2 separate regions of the Homo sapiens genome follow, and region 1 is linked to region 2. A link is a loop called in an ENCODE intact Hi-C map of the cell type or tissue named here. Cell type or tissue: PC-3. All regions are shown on one strand. Each heading gives the region's core, and the rest is flanking DNA. Links, peaks and the distances in the headings are about the cores only. Region 1 has its middle 92 kb from the start of ADGRA3. Region 2 holds the start of ADGRA3 (adhesion G protein-coupled receptor A3).

Region 1 (5,491 bases), core at 190-5,189, 95 kb after region 2:
GCTGTGGTTGAAGGTTTCTGCAGGGAGAGTTGTGGCAATTCCAGTCTGCTCTACAGGCGGGCAGGGTGGACTCACTCAGGTAGAGTCACAGGTGTGGGTAGTTGGTTGGAAGTCTGGCTAGAGTGCAAGACAATGTTAAGAGATGAATAAATATGGGAAGGCACAGCTAGCACTCTTACAGACAGTCCATTAACATTCCTGAGTCTGTTTTCTCATTTTTAAAGTGGAAATTCCAAGAACTATTTTGGAAATGTTGAAATGTAAGTGAAGGCACTGGCTGGGATCCAGGACCCCAAACACTCTGTCTTACCATAGTAAGAGATCCCAGTTGTGTCTTCCTATACTCACTCTTCCTTTGGAAGTGTCCATGGTGTATGTTTGTGTCTATGCACACAAACAAGGCTGAGAAAAGGAACACACTACAACTAGATGGAACCCTAATCCTGTTCAGCTAAGACTACACAGATTTGTGGGAATTCTGTTGCTCAGAGAAGGCAATCCTAACTTTGGGCAGGAGGCCTCTTTGGACCCTTTAACCCGGAGCCATGCTAAAATATCAGCCCTCTGATTCGCAAACTCTGATACTGGGAAAAGATAAGTCTTTTTGAGTATTAACTAGATACATGCAGTTATAAAGTACCTAGTACAGTACCTGACATATAGTGTCTGCCATATAGTAGGTTTCTCCAAAATGTGAATGCATCCTGTCTCTATGCCTTTCTTCTCTGATTTTCCTTAAGTACTGGGCACATCATTTATAATGCTGCTTTCCCAACTTCAGATTAAGATGACCATGGGAACAGGCCCTGTGCACATAAGCAGTGACGGAGGTGGATGCTAATTCAATTAATAGTATCCATAGGCCAGTGGGCAACCAATGAGGGGACCTGGAGCAAGAGACACTGTCCAAGTGGGTAGAGAGTAACTAGCTAAAACAATGTGTCCATCTCCCTTTTGGGCTGTAGACTGGAAAATATGGAGAGTGGTCAGTTATTAAGGGGTAGGAGGAGAGAGAGAGCGAGATGAAGAGAGAAGAGGAGGCACAAAAGTAGCAGAATAGGAGTCTGAGAGGGCATCTGAGTGAAGATAAGGTGAAGCTGGGGGCTGTGATGTAAGTGACAGTCCTTTTCCAGGAAGCAGCATATAGCTGCCCCCAACCCTGCCCAACATGCCAATGCCTGCTAGTCCAAAGCCACTTGAGTCCTGGGAGCAGCATTGCCATGTGCAAGAGCAGTAGGGGCACTGGCAGGAATGCATTCTATTCGTCTCACTGGATTAAACATTTACTGGTCCCAGATCAGATTGGCTTGTGTCAGCACCTTTGAGTGACACACAGGCCCCTCTGGCTTATGTCACTTGCATATTTGACAACTCAGCTATACTCAAGGCAGCTCCCCAAAGCCTGGTCTAACCCTCACCGGAGAGCAGGCAGCTCACACTCTGGCACTACCATGTGTTACCTGGGCCCTGAGTTAGGAAGAGAGATTGCCTGTGGTATCAGATCATGCCATGGGGATTCTGAGTCCATACCGAATGGGGTTGCTTTTCAGGATTTCATTCTGAGAAAGAATGCAAATGAAGAATATAGAATTACACTAGCAGCAAAGTAGAAGGACAGAAGGGAAGACAGGAGTCAAGTGGGTTGTCATATGATGAGGTCAGAGTGAATAGAGCCCTAACGAAACTAAGCGAGCATCAAATGGATATTTGCAAGGTCTATGTATGCATGCATTCAGATACATTTTATCAACTTTATTTTTAGAATATTATTTCATTAACTCTAAGTTTTGAAGGTTTTTGGGGTTTCCAAAATGGGTTACTTCTCCTAAAAACAGTTCTACTTGATTCAAGATGCCAATTAAATGGGTACTGGAGGCAGCCATGGCCACGGACTCTCCTTTTGTTCTCTTTCTTTGTGAGCGCAGGTATAAGCTGCACTGATCCTGACCTTTTGGCCTGAGGATGGAAGTCTTCAGTATCCGTACAACTTTACACCCAAGAGCTGGTGTAGAATGAGTTCCTCTGGCCATGGCAGGATCACAGAGGGGTGCCTGCCACCTGCAGCCCAGCCTCAGTAAGTGCAACTGTGCAGTTGGCAGAGGGGAGGGAGCTAGGGGCACACCAACGGTTTCTGTTACTTCCTGTAGGCATAGCCCAAGTCTCAGGAAGTGGAATATACACAGGGTAGGGTGGGGTGGGGGAGGGGAGGGGAGCTGTTTCTTCCCCCACCCATTACCTACTAGTCCAAAGCCACTTGAGCCATGGGAACAGCAATGCTAACCACAATAGCTGCAGGGACCTGGAAGGGGACTGGTGATGACATCCAACAGCAATGCTCTTTTACATTGAGATGTTGATGGACAGGAGTCCACCTAGACTTCTCTAGAGACACACATGTCAAAAAGCAGGCAAGTATAACTCTCTAAACATTCCTTGGATGCTGTATTATCACCCCCTTCCCTCACTACAATTCTGTAATCTCCACCTTGGGAGGAACAAACACGTCTTATTGCACCTTGCCCAGAAATAATATCACAGCTTATTAATTCCATCTACTCCCCACACAAGGGATAACGACTGTCCACAGAAGGGGTAAGGAAGTCTCAAGTGCCACACAGGGAATTTTCCTAGGGCCTTCCATCATTTTAGGCCACTAGTAACTCACCTATAGCCAGTACTGTAGCAAGTTGAGAGTGTATGGATTTGGGTACCATTCATCTGTAAAAACCAAAGAAAAGACTTGCACTTCTGGATTAATTCACAGACCTGTGGGAAGACCCTCTTGTCTCACCTGTGACTCATGACCATATTTTGAGATTCCCAAGTCCCTGGAGCCTGCTTCCTCCTGAGCAAAGAGGGTTGTCTTTATTTCAATTGGCAAGGAAAGTCCATTTGTTTGTCTCCAGTCCCGCCAGGGGCTCCACTCTCCCTCAGTTACGGGAGACCTCCTGAAGCAAGGCTGGAGGGAGAGGCTGTGTGGTAAGAGTGAGTTTTGAATGAGTATGGACTGAGGGCTTTACATGCACCAGGTGCTGCACAAAATAATTGAATTTAATCCTCACTCCGGCTCTGACAGGTGGTTGAGATCATATCTTTATTAAACTTAGCATTTTACAATGGGCAATTAATTGCTGGAGATGGGATTAAAATCCAGTCTTGTCCAACTCCAAAATAGTATGTCTCTCACTACCTAACCCATGCTTGCCTCTCAGTGACATCACATCTGTAACTATAGGAGTGTTTCCTTGCTATCAGATCCAAGTGAATACAATCCTTTGTACCGAGTTACCTTGAGGTAGCCAAATGTGCCAGAGTCAACTCTAGTTAGAATGAATGAGGACATCACCCCACCTTTGGTTGCTTCAGTTCTCCAATTTAAAATAATATATGTTGGGTACCAAGAACTGATGCTCTACTGAACAATCCCAAATACTTGGAATGACCAAAGTACTAGGCTCTTGCTCCTGGAAAACAATGATGTAAGCCAGCACTGCCTGGACTTTGGGTCTCTCCTCAGGTAGCATAAACCACACAGAGATTGTGATCATCTGCTCAGGTTTTATGCCAGCCTTGCAACAAATCTCCTTATCTTCATGGGATCTTTATCTTCACTTCTGCCTCCACACTACTGTTAGAAACACATATACCAAGACTTGGTGGTTATGTAGTAATAATATCTTCACTCCATCGATGTTGGTTTTTTTCAAGAAAATTTATTTTAAATCTTGGCATTTCCACAGCTGCAAATCTGGGAGAACGAGCCAGCCCTTGCGGAGCTGTGTGTGTTAGCTGGATCAGGGGTGAAAGGGGGCAAGCTCAGGGTATCTTTCAACCGCTGATAAACTCCCAGGGACCAAGGAACCTGGTCCCCACGGCTTTTTATCACTGAGATGCTAGCTCTATAATGCCATCTCCATGGTGATTTCTATGTTGAAGAAGAACATTTGTTTCCTGCCACCAGTGAGAGACCACCTGAGTGTTCGGTTGCAGTATCTTCAACTCTCCAGGTGCATCAGTAGCATTGTCTTCTCTGGGCTTCTCTCATAGAACTCATTTTTAGCAAAGTCAAGTTTCCATATTCTAGGTAGTAACTTATCAGATGGATGATCAAAAAGATGGAAGCAAAACATTTTCATGTACTGCATTTCAGTTATTTTCTCTGGGGTTTTATCACCCTGCGGGTGGTTGTCTCCAAAATAACAGGTGTCATTCTGCTCCATTAATCAGGTTCCCCTACCTTTATCCGGGCACTTTTCTCTTCAGCGTCTTCTTCAAGGTATTTCCAGTTGCCCACCCTGGACTGTTTCAGAATGAGGAGGACACCTGGAGGAATCTACAGGTGCATAGACCAATTTGCAAAAGAACCTGTGAGCCAACGTAGGTTGTGAGATGCATATCCCACATCCAGTTCAGCCCAGTAACTTGGGAAATGGGGGAGAGGTAGCTCTGAAGACCAGACAGTACATCTTTACCCCCATCCATGCTTGCAACTGTAAGTTGATCTTAAATCAGTACTTTTAACCAAGTCAACCTCAATCACTGGAATAGGATACCCAGCTGAAAAACTTGGGGTCACTGAATCAATCTCTTATCTGTAAGAGATAATGACGCCTACCCAATGGGGTTCTGAAAAATATGTAATGCCTGACATGTAGTGTATACTCACTGAATGTGGCTTTTAACCACAACCTTTATATTTTTGCCAAGAGTATCACCTTTCTGCAGCAACCCTGAGAACCTCACGCTAACCTTGTCTTAGATTGCTCATTCCTTTCCTATATTTAGACACCAAACTCCATTCATTTTCCCCTTGAAATGTTCATTCCCATGATCAAGATTTTGCTTAAACACATTTTATTTTCATGTCCAGATTATTATCTCAGCTGGAAGAATTAATAAGCAACACAGTCACCCAAGAAGTATTTACTGAGCACCTACTGAGCTAGGGGGCAAACGGCTCTGACAAGTCTCTGTTCTCAAGGCACTTACATTCATATGGGTGAAGATAGATAACAAACAAGGAAAAAATTGGACAGACAAAAAATTTAGGTGGTGCCAAGTATGATGCAAACACCAAAACAGTGATGCAATAGAAGACATCAGAGAGAGTGGGAAGGTTACATTAAATAGATGTCCAAGGACGATGTCTCTGAGGAGAAGCTACTAGGGCTGAGATCTTAATGACAACAAGGAACCCAAGGGCTGGAAGCAGAGCATTTCGAACGTGGCCAGTGGGTGCAAAGGCCCTCACACGTGAATGGGCCTGGCCAGGTGGAAGGACAGAGGGCAAGGGTGTTGTGGTTGCCCTGTGAGTGCGAATGGCCCAAGATGGGATGAAAGAGGAGGTCAGGACCACACCGTATAGGAATATCAGATCATGGTCAGGGCTTTGGATTTTTCAGGGGTGCAGTATAAGCCATGGGGAGTTTTAGACAGGTACAGAAGTAATCTACATTTTCTTTCTTTTTTTTTTTTTTTGAAACGGAGTCTC
Region 2 (5,246 bases), core at 247-5,246:
GATAGTCTTTTAATTGTTCCCTAAATGTCTGCTTCCTATTGTGCAAATCCTTCCTCCTAACTAGATTTAAGTCTCTGAACAATACGAGCATTTCTTTTCTTGTACTTTGTACTGAGCCACACTGGTGATGTCCAAAATAATTATTAGTTCTTTGATAACAAACATGAAGAACCAAAACTCTACACACTATTTTAGTGTGTTAGTCTGAGAAAAACCTGGAGGTTATCTGACAAATTACAAGTAATTTTTGTTTTATATTTTTATTTGTCTAGAGTCACCAAGTAGCATCACGAGGAACCCACATTTAGAAAGGCAGTGATAAATTTGTAAAACTTTCCATCAATGAAATCCTCAGAACTTTCAAAACTTACATTATTGAGCAAGATTTAATATAAATCACAGAAATACAGTAAATAAGTATATTTTCAACAAAAACACTAAATGTAGGTAAATTTTTGTTCAATTTCTGTGTTATAATAATAGAAGCGGTTTAATCCCTCAATACAAAAGTCTACCTGAGACACGGGGAACACACAGTTAAGCCTAGGATTTCTGCCAGACCTTTCTTTAAGCATAGCTACAGAAACAAGTGGTGTTCATCAATACTGTTGAAGGATCTGACTTTTAGGCTATGATGAAGACCAGTTCATCCATTAAATAGAAATGGCTTTATTTTTCATGATTTAAAAAAAAATTATATCCCATCTTTGCCATTCTCCCAGTTCCCATCAGTTAATTTTCCTCTCTGTGGCCACATCACGACTCAGCTGAAAACACCTGGCCACACCTAAGTGATAAAGGCTCAAACCAGGGAGCCTGGCCATCCTCGACTCAGCCCCTACAGACTCCTCTGACCACCCTGGGCACCAGACACTTACCTTTGACATTCCGGTAACACCAACTGCACAGCAGCATAACCAGATACTGTCCTCTCCAAACCCGTGGGCACCTGGGGTCCCCCACTTCCAACCTATCATTTCCTCCCCTTGTTCCCTCACCGTTTTCTTCACAGTTATATTTTTCTTTCTTTCTTTTTTTTTTTTTTTTTTTGAGACAGAGTCTCACTCTGTCACCCAGGCTGAAGTGCAGTGGCACGATCTTCACTCACTGCAACCTCCGCCTCCCGGGTTCAAGCGATTCTCCTGCCTGCCTCAGTCTCCCTAGTAGCTGGGATTACAGGTGCAAGCCACCACATCCAGCTAATATCTGTATTTTTAGTAGAGATGGGGTTTCATCATGTTGGTCAGGCTGGTCTCGAACTCCCGGTCTCAAGTGATCTGCCCATCTCAACCTCCCAAAGTACTGCGATTACAGGTGTGAGCCACTGCGCCCGCCCCACAGTGATCTTTTTCCTCTTTCCAGAATTGGCTCAGGATCCTCAATCCCACTAGGATTGAGGGAGAAGGAGGCCCTGGTTGCCCTCCTCTGGGTTTCTTTTGCTACATGTGCACCCTGGTAATAGAGCATTGACCATACTGTTCTGAGACTTAGTCATGAATTTTTCTCCCCAAATATCTGTAATTTCCTGGAGAAGAAAGAGCATGTTTTTATTTGTATTCTGTCATGAGCTGGACAGTGTTTCATAGAAAGAAATGTCCAAGTCCTGACCTTTTAACGTGATCTTACTTGTAAACAGGGTCTTTGCAGATGTATTTAATTAAAGGATCTTGGGATGAGATCATCCTGGACCTAGGGTGGACCCTAAATTCAGTAACTGGTATCCTTATAAGAGAAAGGAGAGGACTTGAGACACACAGACACACAGGGAGAAGGCCAATGGAAGGCAGATGCGGAGACTTAAGTGATGCTGCCCCAAGCCAAGGAAAACCAGAAGATGAGAGACGCAAGCATGAATTCTTCCTAAAGTCCTCAGAGAGAGCATGGCCCTGCTAATAGATTGATTTGGGGTTTGTGGCCTCCAGAACTATGAGCGAATAAATTTGTTGTTTCAAGCCACCAAGCCTGTAGTAATCTGCAGCAGCCCTAGGCACTAACACACAGTCCAAACTTCAACACGCTACCTACTACCTAGAGGCCACTCAACAAAAACTGTGCTCAACTAAGATGAAGGCAAGGTGAGGAATGAGAAAGCATCTGAACTGCAGGACAGGAATCTGGGACGTGGACTCTGATGCTACTATGAGAATTCTGGTGAGCAAGTCCCTTATCTACAGTAACTCTAACTCTTTCCCCAGTAAAATGAGGAAACTGGCCCATAAGACCCCTCTACAGGGGGCCTCATATACCTTGAACCCTCTTCAGCCAGAACAACTTTCCTCTTTTTTTTTTTTTTTTTTTGAGATGGAGTTTCATTCTTGTTACCCAGGCTGGAGCGCAATGGTGCCTTCTTGTCTCACTGCAAACTCCTTCTCCTTGGGTTCAAGCAATTCTCCTGCCTCAGCCTCCCGAGTAGCGACTAGCTGGGATTACAGGTGCACGCCACCACGCCCAGCTAATTTTCTGTATTTTTAGTAGAGATGGGGCTTTAAGCATGTTGGCCAGGCTGGTCTCGAACTCCTGACCTCAGGTGATCCACCCACTTCCACCTCTCAAAGTACTAGGATTACAGGCATGAGCCACCACAACCAGCAGAACAGCTTTAATTGATCCTTAATTGTATCTTCTTCCCATTCACTAAACAAATTTTTTTTTTCTTTTTTTTTTTGAATGGGAGTCTCACTCTGTTACATAGGCTGGAGTGCAGTGGTGCGATTTCGGCTCACTGCAATCTCCACCTCTCGGGTTCAAGTGATTCTCCTGCCTCAGCCTTCCAAGTAGCTGGAATGACAGGCATACGCCACTACGCCTGGCTAATTTTTGTATTTTTAGTAGAGACAGGGTTTCGTCAAGTTGGCCAGGCTGGTCTTGAACTCCTGACCTCAAGGGATCCACCCGCTTTGACCTCACAAAGCCCTGGGATTACAGGTGTGAGCCCACCATGCCCAACCTTAACTTTATTTTCATCTAAAAAGCTTTCAGGCAAAAAAAAAAAAAAAAAAAAAAAAAAAAACTGGATTGAAATGACATTTCATAGTTACTTATATTTTAACCAGTTTCTAAAAATTGTAGAAAAATAGTTTAATTGGTAATATGCTGAAAATCAATTTACCACCATATCCCCTATTTTTTTCTGCAACGCAAAATCAACAATTTACTAGTAGTTGACCTAATCCAGCTGAAATTGTGGACACTTTTAGGTCAGAAAAACTGGACCTAAACATGAGTCAACGTAAATGTCACTCATTGACCCAAAACCTAAATGTTTATAACATAACTGCATGATGACTAATTTTTGCAGAGTAACAAAGAAAATCTCCTCCAACATTGGGATTTTCTCCATTTGGACTGTAATTAAAGTCCCATACCGAAAATTTCCACTTCAAAGAATCTGACTAAGAAATAAATAAATATAACTGCTGCCACCACCACATGGTAACGTGTTAGTAACGGAGTCAAATAAAACAAAAACTCTTTCATCCATCTTCATGCCTCCATAAATAGACACATAGACACAATTTTCATGGTTAAACGTTTCCTAATTCAAAAAATGGAAATGAAGGTAAACAAAAGTGTTAGTAATGAAATGTATACCTGGCCTACCTGTGTATACTCCTGCTGAATTTGGGTTACATTTAAAACCATACTTTAAGTGTTTTCATAGATCATGCTGCGGTCCTTGCATTCATGTTTGTATAGTGGCTGCCTTGATTCTTTTTTTAGGAAACCAACCAAAACAACATAGAGGAACCCCGAGCCAAGGGACTCACATTTCAGTTGAACAAAATACCCATGAGAAACACTTAGACTCAAAACTTTCCAAACCAATTCATCCTTCTGAAAACAAACTCGACAGTCACTGGGGCCAACTGTTCAGCTAGAATTGGCAAAACTACGTTTGCAAAACTGAACCGTGAATCCCAGCACAAGTGAGTTACCAAAATTTTTCCTTCCAGGTGGAAACTCAATCCGAAAATCAAAAATCCCTCGAGTTGGAAGGCTCAATAAACCCACGGTTTTCAGTTCCAATGTTCCTGGCTTTTAAATATAAGCCCTCACAGACACGAAAACGGGACTGCAAGGTACATAAACAGATTGATCTGAAATGTTTCCAGCCCTTAATAACAACTCTATCTTAAAAGGTGCTCTTTAACTGTAATAAAACTAAGATAGCAAAAGGCAAAGGAAGCGTCTTGGGGTTTGGGCTCGCACACAGTCCTTGTGTTTTGCAAACTCTACCACGTAAGTGTAACTTAATTTGCAAAGAAGCAGAAGGACTGGCGCTTGCAATCAAGCATTGTGTTTTCTGGAAACCCAAGCCCAGGATGAATGAGCTTTAACTCTGTTGACTGCGTGTTTACTTGCATCCTCACGTGGCACCGCGCAGCCCAAAAGCGCTGCGCCGGGGACAGCGCGGGGAGCGCCTGAGAACCCGAAAACTTTACTTTGCAAACTAGTGGAGCTGGGAGGCAGCTCGGACGCAGATTCCCTTGCCTTTCCCTGAACTGCACCCATGCCAAGCACACGAGGTCTTTCCTAGCACCGCCCCCTGCCTACAGCTCCACACAAAGGCGCGTGGGTGCCGGCTGGACCCTGCTCCAAAGTTGAGCGGAGAGATAAGAAAGAGCCGAGCGGGAGAGGACCCAGCGTCGCGGGAGATACTCACAGGGTGACCGTGCGGTTGGGCAGAGTATCTGGGGGCAGGACCTGCGCGAGTTCCAGGCTGCTGCACACCACCTTGCCCTCGGCGGCGCCCGCCGCCCTGCCAGCCCCTCGGGGCCGCCCATCGTGCTTGCAGCCGGCGGGCAGCGCCGCGGCGCCGCCGCCGCCGCCGCCTCCCAGCAGCGCGAGCAGCGCTAACAGCGAGAGCGGCAGCAACAGCGGCGGCTGCGCGCGGCCCCGCCGGCGTCCGGGTGGCTCCATGCTGCGGGCCGGGGCCTGCGGGGCGAGCGGCGGCGCACTGGCCTAGCGGGCCGCCCCGGAGCCCGGGCGGGCAGGAGCGCGGCGCGGGCCCAGCGGCGACCGGAGCCTTATGGCGGCCGGAGGACGGGCCTTCCCCGGCGCGGACATGCTCCTTTGTCCGCTGCGGCTGCGCTGGGCCTCTAGGGAGCCGGGGGTCACGGCCGCATGGGTCCCAGCGCCGCTCTACCGCCCGGCGCGAGCACCGCCTCCTCCTCCTCCTCTGCCGCCGCCGCCGCCGCCACTGCCTCCTCCCCTGGCCAGGACCCGCGCGCGGCGGCTCCTCCCCG

Evidence for each region. A loop is a pair of places that touch in the nucleus more often than their neighbours do. Peaks named below come from ENCODE experiments on the same cell type or tissue, not always from the same donor. Only the 100,000 strongest peaks of a DNase experiment are listed, where the experiment ranks them.
Region 1: a loop joins it to region 2, with 6 times the contacts of the local background. A loop is called at or near these places in 13 of 110 quality-filtered maps.

What each region holds. Positions count from the first base shown.
Region 1 is chr4:22,605,473-22,610,963 of GRCh38, forward strand. No RefSeq gene overlaps it. Among named protein-coding and RNA genes, the nearest start is that of ADGRA3, 92 kb to the left of the region's middle. In PC-3, for the core only: a CTCF peak has its summit at 2,070 (motif pointing left); a DNase peak (open chromatin) is centred at 2,079.
Region 2 is chr4:22,510,865-22,516,110 of GRCh38, forward strand. ADGRA3 (adhesion G protein-coupled receptor A3) reads right to left here and starts at 5,202. Exons shown (of 19, transcript NM_145290.4): 1 at 4,664-5,202. The coding sequence starts at 4,920. It overlaps MIR12115 (microRNA 12115), which reads left to right and starts at 4,448; the gene lies at 4,448-4,521. In PC-3, for the core only: no CTCF peak of the experiment used is centred there; a DNase peak (open chromatin) is centred at 3,337; H3K4me3 peaks cover 2,352 bases; H3K27ac peaks cover 2,096 bases.